3 separate regions of the Mus musculus genome follow, and all the other regions are linked to region 1. Evidence: chromatin contacts called from ENCODE Hi-C or POLR2A ChIA-PET data. All regions are on one chromosome and are shown on one strand. Each heading gives the region's core, a stretch centred on a gene start or an enhancer-like site at or near the end of the contact. The rest is flanking DNA. Distances are from core to core; before and after follow the strand shown. Region 1 holds the start of Wasf2 (WAS protein family, member 2). Region 2 has its middle 8.1 kb from the start of Gm26615. Region 3 overlaps Wasf2 (WAS protein family, member 2).

Region 1 (3,814 bases), core at 524-3,023:
TAGAAGACCGTTCTCAAAGTCCAGCCAACTCAACTGCCTTTTTCTGGGCAAGCGGTGCCTCCCACATGGCCCGGGACAGTCCTTACAGCTCCCTGACAGGAAGCAGGCTTGCAAGTCCTTTCCTTCCTTCCTCTAGCTGCTGCTTTTCTGGTTTTAGAATTTCAAACAAAGAAAATACATATTGGCTCCACAGCTCAGAAACGCCCTCTTTCTCAGCAACTTCCTCCTCGGATTTCCCTCCCTAACACTGGCACATGAGAACAATACCCACAGCTGGACCTGCTATTTTGATTAACCCAAAGCTCTGGCGGTTTGGAAAACTTAAGGGCTAAGGTACCCAGCTACTCCTACTCAAAGTCCACTGCCTTTACTCATCTGCAAGATAAGGAAAGAACAAAGAAAGAAAGGCTACACTTGAACACAGGCAGGCCATTGAAACTTTAGCCCCAAGGAACCCAAAGAAATTATACAACAGATGGATAAATTCTCCCTCCCAATAAAATGTAGCCTTTGTACAGAGGAGAGAAAGACACTCTGATGACACCACCTGGAGTCAAAACTCATGTCTCTATACAACAAATATTGGTGACACCTGCCTGGGACTCAAACGGAATCCTCTGCTGTCCTGACACACTTCGAAGTGATTTTTAACACTCAGAAATGGCCCTTCCTTAGTCACAAAGCAAGAAAAGGAGATGGGCTTATAATTAATAATCCTGAGCTTAAGACCTAGCCTGTCTCCACACCAAAAGTGAAATCAACTCTCCAGGCTAGACCCCTCCCTCCATTTATGACAAAGCAAACTTTGTAAGAGAACACTAACTTATCCCTGCGCGCCCGGTGCTTCCCAGAGGAAACACCCTCACTTTGGTAAGTGCCACACGTTCCGGTGTCACCCTGAGCAAGTTACTTCTCTGAAACCTACTTGACTTCCTCACCAGTAAACTTACAAGGACAGCTGGAAAAACTAAACAAGCACTTATACCTAAGGTTTGGCACATAGTAGGACAACCATTAACATTTTCCTTGGCTTTCTTCCTCTTCAGTGCTGGGCTTAAACGCCAAGGGTAACCCCTGATCTCTGAATCTATGAACATTTCCTCATCTCAAAGGACCACAGGACTTAGCCCTTCCCTGTCACGATCTGGGTAGCACCCATGCATTGGTACCAGTGGCCCGTAAGCCAAGGCTCCTTTCTGTAGGGCTCATTCTGTGCACATGTGCGCGTGCTCACACACTCCTCCACAATGTCCCTACCCCCAGCCTAGCAGCCAGGGTCCCCAAAGAGCACCTCAATTACTTTATGGTCCAAATATGGAAACTGAGGCTCAGCCTGGAGATGAACTTGTCCAGGAGCTCGGGGAGTTGCTGAGACCCAATTCACAGGCTTCGGTGAAGTCTATTTACAAATGGTAAACTGAGGCCCGAAGACGGAAGTGACTTGCTCAAGAACACACAGTGGGTTGGTGGTAGGGCCACTTTCGCCGACCCTCCCTAGTCTCCGAAGGGCACTCTGGGTCACCACCACCCCTGAGGTGTCGCCACGGCGCTGACAACACACGAGCCGCACCAGCGACCGTCAGAGCAGACACCCGGTGCCACCGGACCCTTGCAGGGGTGGCCGGGCCGGCGCTCGCCTCTCACAGCCGGGCGCGCCCAGGGGGACTTGTTGCTCACCTGACCTCGCGCAGTCGCCCTCAGCGACATGAAGGGCTGGGCAGCCGGTCCGCGTCCCCACGGAGAACGCTCCAGCCTACTGCTTCGCGGGCTGCTACTCAGCCGGACGCCCCCCTCAGCGCGCTACGCCCCCAGCCGCACTCCACCGGCCTGAGTCCGCCATTACGCGATTTCCCCGCCCCGGGACGCAGCCACACCCCGCCAACCGTTCTGATTGGCTCCCTGCCCCACCCGCCCGGAGCCCCCAGCTATCCCATTGGTCTGAATCCAATGCCAATTAAATAAGTACGCAAAAGACGTATTCAAAGGTAGTGTCCCGGGAACTCCACCCGAGCGACTTCCGCAATCGGAGTAAACAGAGGCGAGGACAAACCAAGTGAAGTGGAGATGGGACTAAAGGTACATCGACGCCCAAGTTTAAGTACAAAAATATCTGCTAAGACAGGGAAAGACCTCGGCTAACATGTATTGAAACACGATTTATTTTTATTAGAGTCCAGAGAGCCAGCCTGTTTTTTGTGTAAAGAACAGGCCGAGCCTATGAACTTTCTGTAGACACCCCTCAAGTGGCAGATCGTTCTGTCCCTTCACGCCTTGTCCCAAGCGGGACCGAAAGTCGGGTGGGGGCGAGTGAGTCATAGGCTTCAGCTCACCCCAAAGGATAGGTATTCGGGTGAAGCTGGCATCCTGAGATTGGGAGCTAGTTCTGAGAGGCCACTGTCAGGTGAGCCAAACACCTGTCACTTCACTCTGCAACTTCGGACAACTGCTGCCTACCTAGTTCTCACTTTGTTCTACAAAATAGATGCAGTAGGCCCTGGCACGTCCCAGTCCATGAAGGTGGGCAGTTTGAGAATACACTCCCAAGTGACTTATAGAATACAAAATGCTGCGGCTGGGTGACAACGTGACGAGTCCGGCTTAGCACATTTAGTATACTAGAGCATCTCTGTAGAGCAGGTATTGGCCTCTTGTGGAAGAATGGATCTTAGGCAGGCTTTGTTACCGCCACGTCTGCCTCCCTCTTTGCTTCCTTTCAAAAAGGGTGCACGGTGTGAGGGCGGTGGGGTGGAGGTCACGACACGACACGGCTCAGTCAGTAAAGTGCTGCTTTGAAAGAATGAGGACCTGCGTTTGAGAACTCAGATTCCAAACAAAGCCTAACAGGCCCGATGATACTGACTTCGCAGCGCTGGGGAGGCAGAGACAGGCAGAGCTCTAGCTCACAGGCCCAGCCTAGCCTAGCCTGCTCCTCCAGACTGGGCCAATGAGAGAGCCAGTTACTAAAACCAAGGTAAAAGTTGCCTGAAGAACAGCACCTGAGGTGATTCTCTGGCCTGCACTGGTCCATCCTCACATACAACATACACGCACACATACAACACCCTGAATACTTGATACAGTTTTCCCGCAGCCACCCAGCTAGTTGGAAATGACCACAGAACTCAGACCTACACCACTTAGCATCTATTCCTGTATTTCTTACTCTGTGACATCTTGTCACCTGAAAATGGCTTTTTTTTTTCTCATCCCCTTAACAGGCCAGGATGGTCCTAAGGGTGCTGGGTGACTGTTTCTTTCACTCTGGTCACTGTAAAACCAGCTAGACCAATATTCTTGTGGAAAAGTGGCCAGGCAGTGGTGGCACACGCCTTTAATCCCAGCACTTGGGAGGCAGAGGCAGGCAGATTTTTGAGTTCGAGGCCAGCCTGGTCTACAGAGTGAGTTCCAGGATAGCCAAGGCTACAGAGAGAAACCCTGTCTCAAAAAACCAAAAAAAAAAAAAAAAAAAAAAAGAAGAAGAAAAGTGCCCCCAGAGATATGGTCAACTTGTTCCTAGCGTTCTAAAAGTGAAGAGAAAAGAGATGACCGGTCAATGAATAACCCAAACAGAAGCCAAACGAAAATTTCACTGGGGCCCTCAGTGAGGTGGCCGGATGCTGGATCTTTTTTATTTTTATTTTTATTTTTGGAACAGGGTCTCTCTATTATGTAGCTCTTGGCTGTTCTGGAATACTGTGTAGGCCAAGTTGGCCTGAAACTTCCAGGGATCTCCCTGCCTCTGCCTCTGCCTCTGCCTCTCTGCCTCTCTGCCTCTGCCTCTCTGCCTCTGCCTCTCTGCCTCTGGCCCTGCCCC
Region 2 (3,814 bases), core at 633-3,132, 39 kb after region 1:
ACTGAATCAGAAGCGCTGATTCATCTCAGCTCTGCTGGGCACTGGCTGGCCAAACCTGCCTTTTCTTTTCTCTCTTTCCTTTAACTTCTTAAAACAGATTTATTTTATGTGTATGTGTTTTCCTACACGTATGCCTGGGTACCATATGCATGTCTTGTGGCCACAAAGGTTAGGAGAGAACATGGGCTCCCCAGGACGTGGAGTGACAGGTGGTTGTAAGCTGCCACATTAGTGCTAGGAACTCCTGACCTCTGAGCCATCTCTCCAGCATCCCCTTTTCTTCTTATTTAACAAAGGTGGGCCTTGAACTCGTTGCAATCCTCCTGCCTCGGCCTCCTAAATCCTGGAATTACAAGGCATGAGTCAACATGCCGGCTTGGATCTGTTTTATTTTTAATGAAATGCCATTACCAAATTACCAATGCAGAATGAAAAAGATTTGTCAATGGAGGCAGCTGTACAAAGGTGAGAAATATTTATTTGGGGGCTGAAAAAGCTGGAGTCCACAGAGTGAGCCTATATGTCCCTCCTGTTGCCTTTGTTGAATTGCAGACAAAGACTTGTCCAGTCCAGACTGTTCATTTGCTAAAGGGGGAAACGAGACCAGAGATGGGGAACAAGTTGCTCAAGGTCACACAGCCATTATGGGACCAATGTGGGCCCAGAGCCCAAGCTGTACACAAGGTCCCCTGCCCAGCTGCATCACTTGCTCATTCAGCCCCTCAGCGAGTGGGCGCAGCTTCCTTCCTGCCGCCCTGCCCGCCGTCTGCCACGTTGGCAGCCGCCTGAAGCCTTCTCGCCCCTGCTGCTGCCGCCACTGCTGCTGCTGCTGCGGCGGCGGCATCGGCGGCCGAGACCAACCAGCCGCGAGTTTGCCCAGAGCAGCCAGGGCTGCCTGAGCCTGAGCTGGGGCAGGGCTGACTGATTCTGCCAGATGGGAGGGAGAGAGGCAGCCAGTGGAGGGAGGGAACCAGAGCTGAGCTCTTCTCTACTCTCACCAGCCAAGGGAGGGAGGTAGAAGGCTGCAGTTGGGGGCTAGGAGGCTACAGTATGTGACCATGAGGTTCAGACATCTGGGTCAGTCCCCGTAGGAGCATGGACATGCACATGTGTGCAGGAGCGCGCGCGCACACACACATGCACACACACACACTACCCTGAAGAATTGTATTGGGGTGAATCAATTTCCTTCAAGTGTGCAAATTCTCCTCTGCCCACTTCTTATACTCCACTTCCTCCTCCTTCTCCTCTTTCTCTTCTTTCTTCTCCACCTTTCTTCTCCTCCACCTTCATCTCCCTCTTCTTCCTCCTCCCCCCTTCTCCTTTTTCTTCTTTTTCTTTTGTTTTTCTCAAGACAGGATTTCTCTGTGTACTCAGAGATCTGCCTGCCTCTGCCTCCTGAGTGCTGGGATTAAAGGCGCGTACCACCACCACTCAGTTCAAGTGTGCAAGTTCTGCTGTGTGTGTATTTGTGCAGCTCAGAGAGCTACTGTGTGTTTGAATAAGCACTAGAGAAAGCTGTGCATGTCCTGAGTTTGAATCCTGGCTATGAACACAGAAATGCTGTGTCTAATTGTGTGTAACCCCAAACCCGTGAGTACCGTTTCATTGGCAAGGAATCCAGGCATTTTCAAGGGGGTTGGTACATGTGCCTATGTGTGTGCCATGTCCGGGTGTGTCAGGCATGCCTGTGAACTTGTTACAGTCAACAGGAGACTAATGAAGTAATTATGAACAAGGCATAGTGGGGATGTCTGCTTTAAGAGATGCTGTGTGAGGCTGTGGTTTGGTAATCTGTGTCTGGGGAGATACCGGGGAGCTGTGTGGGCTGGACCAAATGTCCAGGGGTAGGCACGCAAGCATGTCTGTGGCTATTGATGGCTGGTGGCACAGGGGAACAGCATGTGTCTGTATATATTTGGCTGTGTTGTGTGAGAGATTAGGGGAGAGTGTGGCAGTGATGGCAGTGGTGGGGATGATTGGTGGCGCTGTGCGGGGGGGGGGGGCGACGACACTGCTTGGTGTTTGCGCTTGTTTCTCTGGATGGCAGGGCCTGTGTGTGCCTGTATGCATGAGTCTGTACGGGCTGTGTGATAGAAACCACGTGGGGCTGTGGTGAGCTAAGCTTACATGGGGAGAGAGCCGATGCCTGGGTTTGTATTTGTCTGTGCAACCGAGGTCAGATGAGCTCCTATGTCCCGTGTGCACAGGTGGTCACTGTGTCCAACCATATGTCTTTGTGTGCTTCAGGTTGCCTGAACGTGCACGGGAGGAGGACAGGATGGGAGGACTTGAGTGTGTGCCTGTGTGGGCCCCTTTAACGTGGCAAGTCTAAGAAATGTCGGCCTTCTTGGCAGCAGATCTGGGCTTGGTTCCACTGGGGGTGTCTGCAGAGAGGGGCTTAGAAGGGACGTGCTTGAGCGAGAGAGACAGGAAGGGAGGGGGGGCAGCCCAGCTTGGGGTTTCCAGGAGGGAAAGCCAGACATTGGAACTTGTCAACGCTACCTCCTTCCCAACCCCCACCTCCTTGCTGCTGCCTCCCCTCCTGGCGCCTGAAGGCTGTTGGCAGAGGGACAGACAGACAGACAGTGCACACATAGACTGGCTCCATGGCACAGAGCCCAAACCCGAGCCCCTAAATACACAAGCCTGGATACAGAGGTCCAGAGAGGGCAGAGGAAGTGGCTAAACCTTGGAAGAGTATACGTGTTTATGTGTTGGGGACCAGGGGTTGCTGTTGGTCTCTGGTGCTTTAACCTAAACCAGCAGGCCTTGGGGGTGGGGGCTGCTAGGGAAAGCCTCTAGGGAGGGGGCTTTTATGGCTCAAGCCAGGCTCTCAGCCCTGCTCCCTGCTTATACAACTGCCGCAGTGTCTGAGAACGCCAGCCATCGCCTCAGGAATCACTCTCTGGCTCTGCCAGTTTTACTGAGGCAGCAGAGACCCAGGGAAGGTCAGCAAACTGATCCCAGGGTCACAGGACAGGGGACCAGGATTGGAACCTAGGGCTCCTCCTTGCAGAGAGCTATGAGCATGGTCCACGAGCCAGATAGCCTTCAGGTTATAACAAAGGATTTGTTGTTACTGTTGTCGCGAGCGATATGTCTCTCTGCCTTTAGCCCATCTGCTGATCACACAAAGGCTGTGATACCTTCTAACGGAGAGAGAGCCTGGTTCTGTACCAAAGGCTCCTAGAGAGGGAGGGTGGGATAGGGAAGATGGAGGAATGCAAGGAGGGAGGGAGAAGGGTGGGACAGAGAAGGGGCAGGAGATTGACCTGAGCAGCAGGGCCCTCCCACGCCACTATTAGCCACCAGATCACACTGTTTTGAGAGCATCCTGTTTTTCAGGGGGGTGTGTGTGTCTTCTCCCTGAACCCAACTCCTAAGTCCTAGGGGTAGAAGGGTTAGCATCTAAGGGCAGCATTCCAGGCATACACCTATGCTGTCCTTGTGCTAACCTCGCTGGTCACAAAAAAGGGGAGGCGCTGTGGTGGGCAGCACAGGTGTGAACTTGGGTTGGGTGCTGACCAGGGTGCATTGGCTTCCTGGAACCTGGCTGTGGGTGGGTATCTGTGAGGTTGTGAGTCTATAAGGACTCTCTCTGTGTGCATCCGTGAGCACATGACTATCAGGGCTTCATAGGAGGGAGGAAGACTTTGGGAGTGTTGGTGATAGTCTGGGAATGGCTGTGTGCGAATCTGTGTGCTGTGTATCTCGTGTGTGTGTGTGTGTGTGTGTGTGTGTGTGTGTGTGTGTGTGTGTGTGTAGACAGACAATTTGGAAAGCCATCTACAAAAGTGTGGGCGTGGCTGGG
Region 3 (3,814 bases), core at 875-3,374, 39 kb before region 1:
GGAAGAAAAGAGGTGAGGGGTCCAACTGCATCCTCACAGCACCTTCTCAATCAATCAGGGATGCAGCATGTGAGGGCAGTCAGGCTGCAACATCTGTCTGTCTTCTCACTGATGCCAGGGTGATTTGGCTGATGAAGTTGGCTAGGCAGGTGTCCTCCTTACTCCTTCAGCTTCATGCCTGTCCCTCCCAAAGCTGTATGCTCCCTCCTACACCACAGATTAAGCACCAGGACTATCTTGGCTGCTCTCTTCTGCTAAAGGCCCCAAAGAATCTCTCAAAGATGTAGATGCTAGGGATATAGTTCAGCCATAAAGTGTTAACGCACTTGCCTAGCATGTATCTGAGGCCCTAGGTTTGGTCTACAGTACCAGCACCAGCACCTACACCCACCGCAGACACCACCATCACCACTATCAGGGAAAAAAAAAAAAAGTTTGTCATTCTCACCAGGTTTCAGTCTCCTCAGCTGCAAAATAGACTAAGCTAAGCGATCTTTGAGGACCTTCCAAGGCCAGCACAGGAGGTTGAGACGGCGAGCATCAAGGAGCACTCAAGGCTAGCCTGGGCAACACAGCAACTTCTAAAATATATGGATTTGCTTCTAAGCTGTCACAACCTTCTCACTTGGGAAACATCCACTTGTGTTCTAAACACAAGGTAAAACAAGTCGAGATTTTGCCAGTTACCAAGACCCATGTGATAGATACACAATTGGCCCAAAGAATATTCCAGAGAGAATACTGGGGTTATGTTATTTATACTCTAGGGGGGTCCCAGACCAATCTGAGAGAACTATACCTGAAGAAGTCCAAAGGAAAGAGGTACCAGATATCCAAACCAGACCCAGAAGCAACCCCATATTCACCTCTAACAGATTTCAGCCTAAGGGAATAAATCCAAAACACACACACAAAAAAAAAAGAAAAAAAAATCTCACACATCCCTCTCTAGCCCTGGACTGGCAGTATGCCAACCAGTCTGGATGTTGGCACCATGATGGGATTTATATTTTGAAAGTGAAGCTGGATGACAGGGTCTTTCAGATCTCCCTCAAATGATGAAATTCTTCAAGTGTGCACAGTAGAGTTTAGCATGGAATATATGCACACCACATTAGCACAGGAAAAAGCCCAGCTTTTGCTTCCTGAACTTCTACAATCTTGTTGCCAACATCATTGGGTAGTTATGGGGTGGAAGGATGCTGCATGCGAGAAGCAGCAGCAGCAACAGTCTGTACTGCACATTCCGCAGTCCTGTTCATACTGAGAAAAGGTATATGCCTGCCCAGAATGGCAAGGATAGTCATTTTGAGCTGTTTATAATAAACAAACAATTGATGACACCTGCAGATTTCTATGATCACATTCAAAAGGCAAGCATACAGGAGCCACAGCCATAACCCTCACAAGGAAAATGCTTCCCGAGGTAGTTCCTCTTTAAAACGATCAGCAGAAGAAGGGACAGGAACATGTGGGGACGCTGGGTCTGGGCAATGGCAACTTCTGCTTTCACTTCAACTTTCCTCACTGCTCAGTTACCAGTGCTTTGAAAGGGGGTAAACAAGTTCACTCTGCAGTTTCCTCTTGCAAAAGGCAAATTTCAAATTTCCTTACTTAAAATTGTGCATTTCATCAGATTTAATATTTTTAATAGCTAAGTATGGGCACAGGCCTGTAACACAGAAGACAGAGAATCCAAGGCCATCCTTGGCTACCCAAGACTTTGTTCTCAATACCCACTCATTCCCTCCACAAACCAATGTTCACTGAAGTTAAATAACCACCTGGCGGCAAGACTACACAGTCTTAGCAGCATAGTCCAAACTGGTGCAATAAAACATTTAAGGTGTGACAGTGGACAGGAGAGGTGGCTTTGTGGTGAAGAGCATTTGCTGCTCTTCCAAAGGACCCGAGTTTGATACCCAGCACCCACAGGTGACTCACACCTGTGTTTAACTGTGAGCCTGCTTCTCCCTTTCTCTCAAAAAGCACAATGTAGACTACAGCAGTCCCCCACACTGTGAAGTGAGGACAAGGAAGAAAACTTCCTCAAAGGCTAAGGCACACACCCACTTCCTGCTGAAACACAGGGTGGGGCTGAGCTGACAAATATAACCACTCTTTCCAAACACAAGGCACTACTGACAAATCAGGCTGGGTGACTGAAACAATGTCCAACAGAGATGGCAGGACAGAAAGGTTCTGCAGTGGACAGAGAAAACACGCCTATGCAAGCCAAGCAAGAGAGCTTCTGCGCTAAACTAAGAGAAATTTCCAACGCGATAAAGCAATGTCCTCTGGCCTAACTGCAGTCAACCTGAAGAAGCTTCCTGTTTTAATTTGACTCTCAGACACCTAGGAAACAGGATTTCTGAACTGCAGTAGCACACTCCTTGAGCGCACTGTACATGCAGGGGCCATTCATCCTTGCTAATTCCCCAACTGTCTGTCCACCTCTCTCTCACCCTACCTTACTATTCTCAAGCTTCCGTCACAGCGTCGCTCTTGAAATGAAGATCAGAGGATTATCTCCTTCAAATTTAATTTTCTTCTAGAAATTTCCCCCATAAGTGACCAAAATTAGGCTCTATTTCCAGGAGAGCAGGACCCACCTGGTTTCTCAAAAGATAATGCATTCAGGTTAGTTTAACTGTAGCCTACTCTTACAAACAAAACAAAACAAAAACAAAAACAAAGAAAGAAAAAAGCTCGAGAGATGCTATATGGAACTAAGACATATTCTCAGCTCTGAGAAAAAACATTTAGTTCTCTTTTTTCTTTTGACTTTTTATTTTTTTAATTGCAAAGAAGACTTATTAGAGTATTTCTTTTTTTTTCCCATTTTTTATTAGGTATTTAGCTCATTTACATTTCCAATGCTATACCAAAAGTCCCCCATACCCACCCGAGTATTTCTTGTCTCTATTTTCGCCCAATTCCTTTTTATGAAGCCACTTGGACATCAAAAGCTACAGAATACTGTCACTAATGATTTTCAGCTACAAACAGAAAGTTTACTGTACTTTTCTAACCTAATGTTAATTTCCAGTAATATTCATTATTGACAAAATGGTATGATTTGAAATGGGCTACCCATAACCTAAATTAGCACCTTTTTTGTTTGTTTGTTTGTTTGTTTGTTTAGGTTTTTTGAGACAGGGTTTCTCTGTATAGCTCTGGCTGTCCTGGAACTCACTTTGTAGACCAGGCTGGCCTCGAACTCAGAAATCCGCCTGCCTCTGCCTCCCGAGTGCTGGTTGTTGTTTTGGGGTTTTTTTTGTTTGTTTGTTTGTTTGTTTTGTTTTGTTTTGTTTTTGGTTTTTCGAGACAGGGTTTCTCTGTGTAGCTCTGGCTGCCCTGGAACTTACTCTTTAGACCAGGCTGGCCTGGAACTCAGAAATCCGCCTGCCTCTGCCTCCCAAGTGCTGGGATTAAAGGCGTGTGCCACCACGCCTGGCTGTTTGTTTGTTTTTTTGTTTTGTTTTGTTTTGTTTTGTTAAGATTTATTTATTGATTATATGTAAGTACACTGTAGCTGTCTTCAGACACTCCAGAAGAGGGAGTCAGATCTCATTATGGATGGTTGTGAGCCACCATGTGGTTGCTGGGATTTGAACTCCGGACCTTCAAGAGCAGTCGGGTGCTCTTACCAACTGAGCCATCTCACCAGCCCTGTTTTGATTTTTGATACAGGGTTTTACTATGTAGTCCTGGCTGGCCTGAAACCCACTATGTAGATAGAGCAGGCTGGCCTGAACTCACAGAGATCCATCTGTCTCTGTCCTGAGTGATGGGATTAAAGTTATATGCCACC

The links. A loop is a pair of places that touch in the nucleus more often than their neighbours do. ChIA-PET counts read pairs that join two places held with the same protein, here RNA polymerase II (POLR2A).
Region 2: a map of v-Abl transformed pro-B cells shows a loop between it and region 1 (2.4-fold over the local background). The contact joins the enhancer-like site here to the promoter of Wasf2 in region 1. A Hi-C loop is called at or near these places in 3 of 37 maps with a recorded cell type or tissue (regulatory T cell and v-Abl transformed pro-B cells). POLR2A ChIA-PET finds 5 or more read pairs at or near these places in 3 of 5 experiments (Patski and embryonic stem cell).
Region 3: a map of heart shows a loop between it and region 1 (4-fold over the local background). The contact joins the enhancer-like site here to the promoter of Wasf2 in region 1. A Hi-C loop is called at or near these places in 16 of 37 maps with a recorded cell type or tissue (CH12.LX, T-helper 1 cell, T-helper 17 cell and 5 more). POLR2A ChIA-PET finds 5 or more read pairs at or near these places in 3 of 5 experiments (Patski and embryonic stem cell).

What each region holds. Positions count from the first base shown.
Region 1 is chr4:133,128,592-133,132,405 of GRCm38, reverse strand. It overlaps Wasf2 (WAS protein family, member 2), which reads right to left and starts at 1,773. Exons shown (of 9, transcript NM_153423.6): 1 at 1,678-1,773.
Region 2 is chr4:133,089,644-133,093,457 of GRCm38, reverse strand. No RefSeq gene overlaps it. Among named protein-coding and RNA genes, the nearest start is that of Gm26615, 8.1 kb to the right of the region's middle. Within about 2 kb of position 1,882, at least 1 of the 3 ENCODE cell types and tissues checked has a DNase peak (open chromatin) inside an H3K27ac peak, as active enhancers do.
Region 3 is chr4:133,167,966-133,171,779 of GRCm38, reverse strand. The region is part of intron 1 of Wasf2 (WAS protein family, member 2); the gene reads right to left. Among named protein-coding and RNA genes, the nearest start is that of Mir7017, 26 kb to the left of the region's middle. Within about 2 kb of position 2,124, at least 1 of the 3 ENCODE cell types and tissues checked has a DNase peak (open chromatin) inside an H3K27ac peak, as active enhancers do; it is heart, where a contact is called at or near this core.